Linked DNA regions of Homo sapiens: region 1 is linked to region 2. A link is a contact called in ENCODE Hi-C or POLR2A ChIA-PET data. All regions are on one chromosome and are shown on one strand. The core of a region is the stretch at or near the end of the contact, and the rest is flanking DNA. Distances in the headings are between cores, read along the strand shown. Region 1 overlaps SMURF2 (SMAD specific E3 ubiquitin protein ligase 2). Region 2 holds the start of MIR6080 (microRNA 6080).

Region 1 (6,614 bases), core at 3,345-5,844, 140 kb after region 2:
TAATTTCTTGAAAAGGCCAATCTCTTCCACCTCAGAGTCTTTGTATATATTCTTTCTTTTGAAGGAATTTTCTTTCTCTTGTTTCTTCTTATTTTTCTGTGTCAGTTGTATTATCTCAAAGAGTTCCTAAGTAGTCTGTCTAAAGTAGTCTCTACTCTCATTATGCTACCTCCATAATATCCTGTTAACTTCTGAGAACTGAACACAATTTCTTTTAATATTCATTTATTTACCTGTTTACTGTCTTTTTAAAAATAAACTTTTGATTTTAGAATACTTTTAGATGTATAGAAAAACCTGTAAGTCTAAAGATAAGAAAAATCTGTAAATCTAAAGATCTGTAAATCTGAAGATAGTATAGAATTCCTGTATTTCCATAACCAGTTTTCCCTATTAACTAAACTAATCTTACATTAGTATGGTATATTTGTTATAATTAATGAACCAATATTGGTACACTTTTATTAACTAAAATCCATATTTATTCCGATTAGTTTTTACCTAATGCTGCTCATTGTTTTTTAATCCCTATTAGATGGGGAGCACCCACAGGGCAGGGATTGTGTGTGTGTTTCATTTACCTAATGTGATGCCAAACAGTAACGGGTACTTGGGAAGTATTTCTTGAGTGACTACTGGAAAGAAGTCTTAGAGTTTATAGTCTGACTTAAACTTCCCCATTTTAGGTGAGAAAATTGCTTAGGGAGGCATATGTGTCTTCTCCAAGTCCCATGGGTAATTCATGGTATAGCTGGTATTAGACACCACATCTTATGATATCCAGTTGCTATTATCTCTTTGAAACTAATGAACCTTAATTTTCTTTTTTTTTTGAGTCAGAGTCTCGCTCTGTCGCCCAGACTGGAGTGCAGTGGTGCGATCTCAATTTACTGCAACCTCCGCCTCCCGGGTTCAAGTGATTCTCCTGCCTCAGCCTCCCAAGTAGCTGGGATTACAGATGTGCACCACCAGGCTTGGCTAATTTTTGTATTTTTAGTAGAGACAGGGTTTTCCCATGTTGGTCAGGCCGGTCTGGAACTCCTGACCTCAAGTGATCCACTCACCTCAGCCTCCCAAAGTGCTGGGATTACAGGTGTGACTCACCACGCCCAGCCTGAAGCTTAATTTTCAAGACCCAATCTGAGGGTCTGGGAGGGACCCTAGCAATGTGTTCACTTGGTTAATTTTTAAAAAGTTTTATTGGTATATAATATATGAATGAGAAAATTCATAAATATTATAAGTGTGTAGTTTAAGATTTTTCACAAACTGAACACACATATATAACTAGCATCCAGATCAAGAAACAGAACATTGCCAGTATGTGGTCACATATCTTTGAAGAATTTGCAAATGTAAGTTATCTAAACCACAGTCAGCTAAAATTGCCGTCTTTTTACCTGACTTCCCCTTTGTTACACTCTTCCTTATGTTGGGTGGCATTGGAATGGCTGTGGGCACTTTTGGGGTCTGGCTATGGGGAAATTGACTTGGAGAGATATTTAGTTGGATTTTAGCAGGATATGTTTACATGGTTCATAGCCTCTTTGTGTATAGTCAAGGTATTACTAGCCATCCCAGTATGGGAATGGTTTCTAGGAATACTCTATGTCTGTTGTGCTAACTCATGGGGCATTGTGACATAAACGTGCATAGCTAGAGGTTGTCTAGCAATATGAATGTGTCCTATGGCATCTGGCACCCAAAGTGTGTGGTTAGTAGAGGAAAAACAAGGTTTGATGTCAAAAGCCAGTCTGGGGAAAATTCTTTAAGATTTTGTAGCTTTAATGAAAGAGACTTGTTAAGAATTTTCCCAGGTTTGACCATAGTCCTAAAAGTTGATATAACATTATTTATTGATGATGTTCCTGTGCTAAAAGAAAACTTTTCTAAGCCATCAATAACAACAGGCTGAGCGTGGTGGCTTACGCCTGTAATCCCAGCACTTTGGGAGGCTGAGGCAGGCAGATCACTTGAGGTCAGGAGTTTGAGACCAGCCTGCCCAACATGACGAAACACTGTCTCTAATAAAAATACAAAAATTGGTCAGGCGCAGTGGCTCATGCCTGTAATCCCAGCACTTTGAGAAACTGAGGTGAGTGGATCACTTGAGGTCAGGAGTTCAAGACCAGCCTGGCCACCATGGTGAAACCCCATCTCTATTAGAAATACAAAAATTAGTCGGGCTTGGTGGCACATGCCTGTAATCCTAGCTACTTGGGAGGCTGAGGTAGGAGAATCACTTGAACCCAGGAGGTGGAGGTTGCAGTGAGCCGCCAAGATCGTGCCACTGCACTCCAGCCTGGGCAACAGAGTGAGACTCTGTCAAAAAAAAAAAAAAAAAAAAGAAAAAGGAAAAAAAAAAAACTCATGGGAAAGTGTGGTACTGGTGTAAGGATTGAGATATAGATCAATGGAATAGAATAGAAAGTCCAGAAAGAAAATTATACATTTGTGGTCAGTTGATTTTTTTTTTTTTTTTTTTTGACTAGGGCGCCAAAACCATTCAATGGGGAAAGATTAGTCTTTTTAAAAAATGGCATTGGGACCGGGTTCTGTGGCTCACACCTGTAATCCCAGCACTTTGGAAGGCCAAGGTGGGTGGATCATTTGAAGTCAGTAGTTTGAGACCAGCACGGTCCACATGGTGAAACCCTGTCTCTACTAAAAATACAAAAATTAGCCAGGCATGGTGGCACACGACTGTAGTCTCAGCTACTGGGGAGGCAGAGGTGGGAGAATCGCCTGAACCTGGGAGGCAGCAGTTACAGTGAGCCAAGATCGCACTATTACACTCCAGCCTGGGCAACAGAATGAGACTCCGTCTCAAGAAAATAATAATAATAATAATGTGTTGGACCAACTGGATTTCCACATGCAAAAGAATGAAGTTGAACCTCTACCTCATGCCATATATAAAAATTAACTCAAAGTGGATTAAAGACTAAATGTAACAATGCAAGCCATAAGACTCTTAGATGGATGGCTGGGTGTGGTGGCTCACACCTGTAATCCTGGCACTTTGGGAGGTCGAGACGAGTGGTTGTTTGAGGCCAGGAGTTCGGGACCAGTCTGGCCAACATGATGAAACCCCGTCTCTACTAAAAATACAAAAATTAGCCAGGAATGGTGGCAGGCACCTGTAATCTCACTTACTTGGGAGGCTGAGGCAAGAGAATCGCTTGAACCTGGGAGGCGGAGATTGTAGTGAGCCGAGACCGTGCCACTGCACTCCAGCCTGGGTGACAGAGCAAGACTGTGTCTCAAAAAAAAAAAAAAATCTCTTAGATAGAAACACAAGACTTTGGATTGGATTCTGTCAATTTAAACAAAAATCTTATTTATTTATTTTTGTAAAGATGAGGTCTCACTCTGTTGCCCAGACTGGTCTCGAACTCCTGGGCTCAAGAGATCCTCTTGTCTCGGCCTGCCAAAGTGACAGGATTACAGGTATTAGCCACTGCACCCAGCCTAGACTCTATCAAAATTAAAAACGTTTGTGTCCAAAAGGACACTAATAAGAAAGCTAAAAGATAACTCATAGAATGAGAGAAAATATTTATAAATTATACCTGATAAGGGTCTAGTATACAGAATATATAAAGAACTCTTTTTTTTTTTTTCTTTTTTTGAGGCGGAGTCTTGCTCTGTCGCCTAGGCAGGAGTGCAGCAGCATGATCTTAGCTCACTGCAACCTCCACCTCCTGGGTTCAAGTGATTCTTCTGCCTCAGCCTCCTGAGTAGCTGGGACTACAGGTGCACACCACCATGCCCAGCTAATTTTTTTTTTTTTTTTTTTTTTTTTTTGAGGCAGAGTCTGGCCCTGATGTCCAGGCTGAGTGCAGTGGCATGCAATCTCGTCTCACTCAACCTCCACCTCCTGGGTTCAAGCGATTCTCCTGCCTCAGCCTCCCGCGTAGCCGGGATTACAGGTGTGTGCCACCACGTCCAGCTAATGTTTATATTTTTAGTAGAGATGGAGTTTTGCCATGTTGGCCAGGCTGGTCTTGAACTCCTGATCTCAGGTGATCCACCAACCTCAGCCTCCCAAAGTGCTGGGATTACAGGTGTGAGCCACCGCACCCGGCCTTAAGGAACTCTTAAAACTCAACAATAAAAGGACAAACAATCCAGTTAAAAAATGGGCAGCTAGCCAGATGTGTTGGCACATGCCTATAGTCTCAGCTACTTGAGAGGCTGAGGTGGGAGGATCCCCTGAGAACAGCCTGGGCAGCATAGTGAGACCACATTTCAAAAAAAAGGGCAAAGGGTTTGAATAGACAGTTCTCCAGAGAAGATATATCAGTGGCCAAAAAGCACATGAAAAGATGCCCAATATCATGAATCATTAGGGAAATGAAAATGAAAACCACAATGGGATACTACTTCACGACCACTAGAAGGGCTATAATAATGGGAAAATAACAAATGTTAGCAAAGATGTGGAGAAATTGGAACCCTCATACATTGTTGGTGGGAATGTAAAGTAGTTCAACCACTCTGCTAAACAGTTTGTGGCAGTTTTTCAGAAAAATTAAACATAGTTACTACATGACTCAGCAATTCCATTCCTAGGTACATACATAAGAGAACTGAAAACATATGTTCACACAAAATCTTGTGCATAGTAGCATTATTCATAACAGCCAAAATAGTTGGGTGGAAACAACTCAGATGTCTGTCAACTGAATGGATAAACAAAATATGGCATATCTATACAATGGAATATTATTCAGCCATAAAAGGGAATAAAGTGCTGATGATGTATGCTATAGTATGGATGAGCTCAAAAAATTAGGTTGATTGAAAGAAGCCAGACACAAAAAGCCATATTGTTTAATTCCACTTGGCAAATCCATAGACAGAAGGTAGATTTTCAGGTTGCTAGGGGATGGGGGAGGGAAGATGGGGAGTGACTGCTAACAGGTAGTATGGGGGTTGTTTTGGGGTGATGGAAATGTTCTGGAATTAGATATTGGTGATGGTTGTACAGCACTGTGACTATGCTAAAAATTATTGAATTATACAGTTTAACTTGGTGATTTTCATGTTATGTGACTTTTATTATTTATTTATTTATTTTGAGACCTAGTCTCGCTCTGTCGCCCAGGCCAGAGTGCAGTGGTGTGATCTCGGCTCACCGCAACCTCCACCTCCCTGGTTCAAGCAATTCTCGTGCCTCAGCCTCCCAAGTACCTGGGATTACAGCTGTGCACCACCACGCCCAGCTAATTTTTGTATTTTTAATAGAGATGGAATTTCACCATGTTGGCCAGGCTGGTCATGAACTTCTGGCCTCAAGCGATCCACTCACCCTGGCCTCCCAAAGTGCTGAGATTACAGGTGTGAGCCACCATGCCTGGCCTTATGTGACTTTTATCTGGAAACAAATGGGAAAAAAACTTGTCATAACAAATATTATTATTATTATTATTAGGTTATGATGTTTGTGGCTTTTGCCAGTTTGTTAAAATTTATGATTTATTTTCTCATTCTAAATTGAATATTGGCTGTCAATACCCAATTCTGTGCTCTTAAAATGGAGCCTCCAAACTCTGTAAACTCCAGGCTTCATGAAATCTGAATGCACCCAGGATATGTATTAGCATCAGATAAAAATCATTCAAGGACTGTGTCTTCTTTTTAAGCTTGAATTGAACAAATATGTTTATTTCTGCTCTGTCCCCAAGCCCCATTCACAGTGAGTAAGAGAATGAAAACAGCATAAATCTGCAAGAGCAGAAAGAACAGGAGACAGTAAATAAGTGGTATAAAAAAACTTCAGGGAAATGGAAGGTGGTTGGAGTAGATTAATTAGCTGAGAAAGTGGAATATAAAATATCTACAGAGGCGGATACCAATTCCTTGCATGATTCTAGCCAGTTCATATCACCTATCTCTAGGAAGACTCAGGAATTGAAGGTGCCAGGTATCTCTGAGGGTGCAAGCAAGATGTGAAGCTGAAAGCAGGAAATGGTTTAAAGTCAGTGGAAAGTTCTATACATGCCTCATCCTAGGCAAGCAGATGAGTGTTCTTACCCAACCTCACAAAAAAGTCAAAGATTTATCTTGTGGAGAAAGCCAGACTGCCTATAGACCCAGGAATACCTGGTGCTGTGGAAGGTGGTAAAGAAATGCCCAGCTGAAAATGAGGGGATTTGCCACATCTTTAAATGGTGAAACTCCCAGCCCCCTTGTATTACTTAGCTCCAAGAATGCTAGCAGCCAGTTATTCTCTTTTTGTTTTTGTTTTTTGTTTTGAAACAGTCTCACTGTCGCCCAGGCTGGAGTGCAGTGGTGGGATCTCGGCTCACTGCAACCTCCAGCTTCTGGGTTCAAGCTATTTTTGTGCCTCAGCCTCCCAAGTAGCTGGGATTACAGGCGCGCACCACCACACCTGGCTAATTTTTGTATTTTAGTAGAGACAGTTTCGCCATGTTGGCCATGCTGGTCTCAAGCTCCTGACCTCAGGTGATCTGCCCACCTCGGCCTCCTAAAGTGTTGGGATGACAGGCATGAGCCACCACACTCAGCCTATATAAATTTTATGTTTTTACAGTAACTTTGTATGGAGAGTATAAAACTCTTCACAACATTTTTTTGGGGGGTGGGGG
Region 2 (7,528 bases), core at 2,747-5,246:
CGGAGTTTTTCCAGGCCCGGCCGGGTTGCTCCGGGAAAGGCCCTGTTGGGGGAGGTGGGCCCGGAGCTGGCAGGTCTACAATCCGGTTGGAAGGGCTCGCAGTGGGTGATTCAGGGTGCCAATGACCTCCCCGCGAACGGGAACGCCCGCACTAGACAACCAGCCCCAGACCGGCATTCCCAGAGCCGCAGGCGGGAGGGACGCAGGGACTCCGGGACAGCAAATCCCCGGGGGAGAAGGGAAGGGGGAAGGCGGGACAGGGGAGGCCCACCCTCCTTGGGCTCCGCTAGCGACCAGCCAGCGCCCCTTCAGACGCAGCCTTCCTGGCTCCGGACCCCGGCTTTCTGCTCCGGTCCTCGTCCCAATGCCCCCCAAGGTCCCCAGCAGAGGCATTCAGGTTCCTCCTCGCCCCGCCCAGACGCAGCTTCTTTGGGTATGGGTGACAGCACTCCTGAGCGTCGCTGTCCCTATTCGCTGCCGTTGCCAGCTCCGATTCCGCGAAACCTCTCCGGCACCACCTCGGAAGCCCCGCCCAGGGCGATGGTCCGGGCCTAACCTGCCGGCCCCGCCCACCCGGCCCTTGGGCTCCCTGAGGCCCGCCCAGCAGACGTGAGTGCGCTGCGGGGTCCGGGGGGAAGGGGCGCCGGGGCAGTGTCCACCTTGGGGTTTGTTGGCTCTGGGCAGCTCGATGACCCCGCCTCCGGGGCCCAGTGTGCTTAGTGACTCAAGTGTATACCCTTTCCTAGTCGAGGAACGCTTGACAAAGTGGCGAAGGAGCCCTACGGGAGTCCCGGATTGGACCCTGCTCCTTCGGTCCCTCAGCCTCGGCAAGCCGCGGTCTCCTGGCCCTTGGCCTGGGTCACCTTAGGAGGCAGGAGGAGATGTGGTCAGTGTGGGAGCTTGGAGGGGCCATGCACTTCCGGAGAAGACCACCGACTCATGGCTTTGGTGGAGGGGCGCCGGCAGATTTAGTTAAGCTCTCCCCCATCCCTGACACACCCAGCCGGGGCGGGAGCGGGGCTTGTGACCACTCCGGAGAGCTTTGAGGGCCCCTGCTTTGGGACTCCGCACGGACAGTCACTGTCTCAGAGTGCATTCTCCAGGGGCCACTCTCTTGGGGACACTGTAGGGGTCACAGGGCAGGTGGGCAGCCTCTCTCGGGGGGCGGCGTGAGAGCCGGAGAGCAGGGGGCGGGGGCGGGCCCGGCTCGGGCTCACGTCTGCGTTGAAGCCGCTGGGGAAGGGGAGAGAAACCGAGAGAACCGGTTCCCCCGCCTTGACAGCGGAGGCCCCCACACCAAGGCCCTTGGACTAAGCGGGGCAGGGACAGCCTCCAGGTAGAGCTGTTCGCCGGGGCGCCTGCAGAGCCCGCATCCCAACCCTGACCCCGGGGCCGGGGCGCAGGCTCCTGGAGGGAGGCGTCCAGGCGGGACAGGGCCCGGGGAGCGGCAGGAAATGGGCTGCTCTTCCCACTTGACTGACGGGAAAACTAAGGCACGGTCAACTATCAAGCAAGCGTGGTGTCGACCTTAGAGCAGGTAATCACCCCTCGTTTTAAAGCCAAAGTTTCCCTCGCAGTCGATTTGGACCAAGACTACCCACAATCTCCCCACCGCAGGACTGAAGCGAGGCTGAAATCTTAGAATCAACCCCACGGAATGAAGAGGTTGTCCTAATTCCAGCACTGAGTGTAAGAATGGAAGCCTTGCATGTGATTTTATTCAAGTCCTCATTTTAGAAATGGGAAAACTGAGGCCCGAAGGCGAACGGCAAGTGCAGCATCGGGACTCGAACCCAAGTCTCTCCTCGAGTGCTGGGCTATTCCGGGCTCAGTGGTCTTGACTTCCGCGGCCCTCTTCCTTGTTGCCTGCAGGAAAATGCCGCGGCCGCAATGGCGGCGGATGTGGAGGGGGACGTGTACGTACTGGTGGAGCACCCCTTCGAGTACACCGGCAAGGACGGGCGCCGCGTGGCCATCCCGCCCAATGAGCGCTACCGGCCGCTGCGGCGCAGCACAGAGCACTGAGCATTGGTGGCACGTGCGGCGCAAGCCCGGCGGCCGCCCCTTCTACCTGCCCGCGCAGTACGTGCGCGAGCTGCCTGCGCTGGGCAACCCTGCCGCTGACGCGCCGCCAGGTCCCCCCATCGGGACCCGCAGCCCCTGAGCCGCTCGCCTACGACTACCGGTTCGTGAGCGCGGCTGTGGCAGCGGCCCCCAACGGCCCCCCAGCGGAGCCCCGAGGCGGGGCCAGCTCCCTGTGCGGCCCTGCGCAGCGCGGCGCCGCGAGCCAGCGCAGCAGCCTGGCGCCCGGCCTGCCCGCCTGCCTGTACCTGCGGCCCACGGCGCCCGTGCGGCCCGCGCAGTCCCTGGACGACCTGACGCGCGCCGTCGTCTCGCCTCCCGCCGGCAACCTCGGAAGCAGCGGCAGCTTCAAGGCCTGCAGCGTAGCGGGCTCCTGGGTGTGCCTGCTGCCCCTGTCGCGCAGCGACTCAGAGAACGTCTAAGAGGCCATCCAGGAGGTACGCGGCCCGCCGCGGTAGGAGATCGTGAAGCAGGTACGACCCCGGGCGCGGAGGCGGGGAGGCTCGCTGAGGACAGCGCCCGCAGGGAGCCTGGGCTCGAGGAGACCCACTCCGCTCAGCGTCGGGCATGACGCCCACCTCTGTCGGAAGACTTCGGATGAGCTCCCTCTCCCCAGCCGCGAAACAGTGCAGGCCCCCATCCCTCATCTGCAATTTCCAGGCTCCAAAGCTCCCTGGAAGCCCGAAAGATTTTTCGTAATCAAATTGGTGGCAAAATTGCGCTTGAACTGATATGAGGCTGTTGATGGTCTTTATTTATCGCACTTGTGTGAATATTCATGTTTTGCTGCAGAAATGCAAATAAGCTCGATGGCCGGCTGCTGCCCCAAGCCCTGCTGGGAGGTTATGTAACCTACAGCAGGTGGGTGCCACATATTATCTTTCCAAGTCCCAGCTGTTCTATATTCCGAAGTGCATCTGGGCACGGAACGGGGGATTGCGGGCCTGCCGCCAGCTCAAGGAGCCTGGAGTCAGATGAGAGGGTGGATGTGAAAGTCAGGCGTCTGCTTCCCTTTGAGGGTGCTTCCAGCATTTCAGTTCCTTTTTTTTTTTTTTTTTTTTTTAAAAGAACTCCTGATGGGTTTGTTTCAGAAAGACGTGTTAAGTGAGGTTGTTTTTTCCCCTCTTCAGAATCCAGTTGTGTTAATCTGGGAAATCGAAAATAGAGCACGTTTTACAAACACTCTTGCATCCTCAGAACACTCTGGGGGACTCTGACATTTTGAACTTTAGGAACTTTTCAGGGAGGGGCAGCCCGAGGGGGAGAAAAGGATGCTTAGAACCGTTCTGCCATCTGCCACCGGCCGTGTGATGATCTAGAGGCAGCTCTCTTCCTCTCTCAGGGTCTCGGTTTGTTCTTTAGCACAAAGGGAGGGGATGGACAGATGACCTCTGAACCTTGGGAGCCTCTGATTTATTTCGCTGTGCCTGATGTCATTACCATGAACACTGATGCCCACCATGTGCCAGGACTGAGTCCGGGATGCCCAGACGAAGGAGACACGCCTCCGTAGGCCCGCTGCTGGGTGTTCCCTCCGCCTGTCTCGTTACAATGCAGAGCTCAGGTTTTGAGACTAGGGAAAGGGGAACTGGATTTTGCTGGGGCAGCTGCCAGCTGCTGACAGCCACTTAACTTACAAGCGAGGACCACCCCCTCCCCCCCCAGGCCCAGCGTCCTCTGGTGTAAGCACAATACCTAAGGATTAGGGTTGTGAGCCTTAAATGAATTAAGGCTTCGAAGCGCTTGGCAGCAGCAGGGGGTCCACCCAGACTGGGTCATCCTCGTTTGGCTTCCCTGGGTCTGCGCCGCCTTCACTCTGGCTCCTGCAGCGGCAGCCCGCCGCCTTGTGGCCAGGGTGGAAAACGGCACCCGGCGGGCGGGGCTGGAGACCGCGGCTGGTTCCTGTTTCGCGCCCCTGCCAGCCAGCCAGGCAGCTTCTCTGGGATGGGTGGCTGGATGCCAGCGCTCTTCCCCCGCAGCGCCCCTCCGTTTCCTGCGCAGGCTCCCGGTGGCGCACTTCCCGGCCTCTCCACATTCTCTGTCCTAGTGACGGTGGGACGGTGCCTGCCCGTCTGAGCGGAGCCCCTGGAGGTGGGGGAATGGCCTTGCTCTTTGAACCTCGCATCTGGCCCAGGGTCTGGCTCAGACAGAGTGCACAGAGAGTGTATGTTGAATAGGGCGGAGGTGCGGCAGCCCCTTACCTATGAGCCAGGCCTCTGTAGGTCTGCCCAAGGGCCACCACCCCAGGCCCCAGGACCAAAGAGGAAGGAGACTGCCCAGGTCCTGACATCTCCTGAGAAGACAGATCACCCCGGCTGCCAGGGCGCCTGCCAGGTGGCCCCTCTGCCCATCCTTCCTCCAGCTCCCAGCAGGTTCCCAGTTGCAGTGGCATATGGGGGGAGGGGCACAGGTGATGAGGGCAGGGGACTTACCCAGGGGGGAACTAGGACATTGGCCAGAGACAGGCTGCTCCCTGGCCCCACTTGTGGCCCTAATTCACTATGTGACCTCCACAAGTCACTTTGCGTCTCTGGTTCAGTTTCCTCCCCTGTGCAATGAGTGCAATAATACCACGTTCCCTGCCACGGAGCTTTATTCAAGAGGCAGCTGTGGCTCTCCCTGGTGCTCCACCCCCAACAAAGTCCAGGGTAGGGAGTTGGTCCTGCCCCCACAAGGGAACCCCACCCCTGCCCTTAGTTGTCCCAGGCGGCATTTCCCCACCATAATCCTCCAGGCCCATTCACTCGTTCATTAGGCATGAACTAGCCAAATAGCTGCAGAGCCCTGGTGAGCCTTTGGATCTAGAGAGGACTCAGGCACAGCCACGGTCCTGGGGGACTCACCCTCTTGGATAGGAGGCCAGCAACAGAAGACATGGGGCCGGGGCTCAGAGTGGAGCATGGGGTTGAGAGTGGGTGCCCACCGGGGCAGGGCCTCATGAGCCCTTGCCAGGAATGTGCACGTTATCCTGCAGCTGCTGTGAGGCTTTTAGCAGAGACAGGAATGGGATTGAGAAAAAAATCCCTGTGGCCAGGGCCTCAAGAATGGCCGAAGCTCTTGGTGGTCTCGTGGGCATGTGGTGGTAACAGAGGTTTGGGAGATGGATGGGCAGGGTCTGGGGGCCGAGGGAGGTGGGAGGGAAATCGGGTTGAGTTCAGATTCCCAGCTGGCACTTGTGGGCAGACAGTGGTGCTGCTTACTGAGTTGGGGGGTGGGGGGGACTTGGGGAGGAGCAGGGTGGAGAAAGGTGGGGCCTGCCTGGATTTAGGTGCCAGACAAAGGGAAGAGAAGCATGAGAGTGCTGGCTCAGAGGACAAGAAGTGTCCAGAAGAAAGATGCACAGGAAGGTGACGTGAGAGAAAGGCCATATAACACTTATCCGAAGTGGCCACTAGAAGCTCAGCTGGTCAGGGGGGTGCTGAAGGCAGAGGGCAGTGGTCAGGAGTGAAGTGAGGGTGCGAATTGAGTGTGTAGACAACAGACAGAAGGAGAGAGAGAGACACAGCGTGGCCAGAGGGGGTGTAGGTCATAGATGGAAACATCCCCAGGTTCAGGTGGGTGGGCAGGAGATGGGGAGGCTGAAGATGGGGAGGAGATTGTTGCTGAGAAGGGATCTCGGAAGAAAGTGGGTGCAGAACAGAGGGGGCAGGATGTGGGGATGGCATGGCACGGGGGCACTGGGGAGTGTATAGGGACCCCCGTCTGTCAGGCGGCAGCTCAGGGCTTAGGGCAGGCTACTGGGCAAGGCCAGGGACCCCCAGAACAGAGGAGTTCCTGCCATGGATGGTGTTTCACAGCCTTGTCACTCCCCATGCACTCTAATCGCACATATTGAGTACTTGGTGTGGGCTGGTCACTGTGCTGGACACTGGGGACAAAGTGTGGTAAGACGCAGTCCCAAAGGGGCTAACAGTCCTGTGGGCTCTTGCTCAAAGGCTTGTAACCCAGGGTTAAGCTCCCAGCAGCTTGGAAGGCAGGTGTAGGCACCTCCATTTGCCCTGAGTACAAACAGAGGTTCAGAGAGGTTTAGTGACAGGACGAAGCTCATACAGCCAGGAAGTGGCTGTGTCCAGGACAGTTCCAGGCCCCTGACCCCAAGCCCCACCCTGGCCAGCAGGTTCAGTTTCAGCCAGGTGGCCTTTAGGGTTGGCCACCCTGTTCCTCTCAGCAAGAACAGTACAAGCTGAAGGCAAGCAAGCGCTCCTTCTTCTGAGCATCCTGCGTGCCCAGCCCTGTGGTGGGAGAGTTGATGTCCCAGGAGAGGGACGTCTCCTGTTCTCTTGCTGCCCAGGAGAGGGCAGAAGCAACCCCTTCTGAGAGGGGAGACAGGGAGACAGGGAGAGGTAAGCAGGGATGACTCCTCCTCTCTCCCAAAGAGGCCACTCAGGGAGCCCTGGGAAGCCAGGCCAAAGGCGGTGCAATAAAGGGGCCTCTGAGACTCTTCCCCATGGCTGTGGTCCTGGCTCTGGGATCTCAGGGTGCAGTCACCATCCCCACCCAGAAGTGGGAAGGCCCAGGTGGGTGGAGCTGGCCTGGAGCCCGCCCCTGCTGCTGGGGCATTGGCCGCTGGGAGGGAAGTTCCAGCCGGTCTGCTGCACCTTCTTATACAAGCAACCCTGGAGGCGCCGCACCTGAGCAGGCAGCCCCGACTGGAAGGAGCGGGGGCCCTCATTTCTCCTCCTCCGCTGGGAACTGTGAGTGAGCCCTTGCCCCTGAGGGACTAGAGGGCGGCCACAGCAGTTTCTCCACTCTCTCCCCTCCCTTTCCCAAATCCTAAAACCCACCTGGGGGCCCCTCCTCTCTGGATCCAGGCCCAGCACCCACTTCCTAGGACAAACTCCGAGGGCAGCCCGAGGCCGCTGTGATTGAGAGAAAGAAACTGGCCTCGGGACAGACCCACCTGTCCCCACTCAGGGCCAGCCAGGGAGCCTTTGGCAAGGGGCGTTGGTAATAGCAGGAAGCTAAGTCCAAATTGAGGGGACTCCAGCTAGCCCCTTGCCTGTACTCCCTCCTCCAACAACCCTCACCCCCACCCTCCAGCTGGGGCAGCCGCCTCAGCTGTCTCCCTCCCAGGGACTCACCTGCAGCCCCAGGCTGTCCCAAGAGCCCCTCTGCCTGCCTAGGACCTGACTTAGGAGAGAGCAGCTTCTTGGGTACCCCTCCCACCCTCACCCCACATTGCTGTCCCCCCAGAGATCTCCCTGCACACCCCCCCAACTCCCCTGCAGGCCACATGGTCTCTGGGGGTCTCCCTGGAGCCTGCGCCTGGTTCTCACCTCTTTAGTCCCTGGCTCCCTTCGGCCCCCAGAGGCCTGAGATGGGCCCCACCTGCCCCCTCACTTCCTTCCCAGGCCTCAGTAGTTGACCTCACTCTAGACCTATTTTTTAATGTTTATTTTATTTTAATAGTTGTGGGGAGCACGTGGTGTTTGTTCTTTAGTGGCGA

Evidence for each region. A loop is a pair of places that touch in the nucleus more often than their neighbours do. ChIA-PET counts read pairs that join two places held with the same protein, here RNA polymerase II (POLR2A). Pooled maps may share reads with other maps.
Region 1: a loop to region 2 is called in a pooled map, with 2.2 times the contacts of the local background. The contact joins two enhancer-like sites. A Hi-C loop is called at or near these places in 3 of 50 pooled maps. POLR2A ChIA-PET finds 5 or more read pairs at or near these places in 4 of 52 experiments (Caco-2, MCF 10A, Panc1 and 1 more).

The regions. Positions count from the first base shown.
Region 1 is chr17:64,633,796-64,640,409 of GRCh38, reverse strand. The region is part of intron 1 of SMURF2 (SMAD specific E3 ubiquitin protein ligase 2); the gene reads left to right. Among named protein-coding and RNA genes, the nearest start is that of SMURF2, 25 kb to the left of the region's middle. Within about 2 kb of position 4,594, at least 3 of the 41 ENCODE cell types and tissues checked have a DNase peak (open chromatin) inside an H3K27ac peak, as active enhancers do.
Region 2 is chr17:64,773,424-64,780,951 of GRCh38, reverse strand. It overlaps MIR6080 (microRNA 6080), which reads right to left and starts at 193; the gene lies at 128-193. It also overlaps the pseudogene ARHGAP27P1-BPTFP1-KPNA2P3 and the pseudogene ARHGAP27P1. RefSeq lists silencers at 587-636, 1,890-1,949, 2,110-2,329 and enhancers at 1,816-2,484, 2,485-3,154. Within about 2 kb of position 3,996, at least 18 of the 41 ENCODE cell types and tissues checked have a DNase peak (open chromatin) inside an H3K27ac peak, as active enhancers do.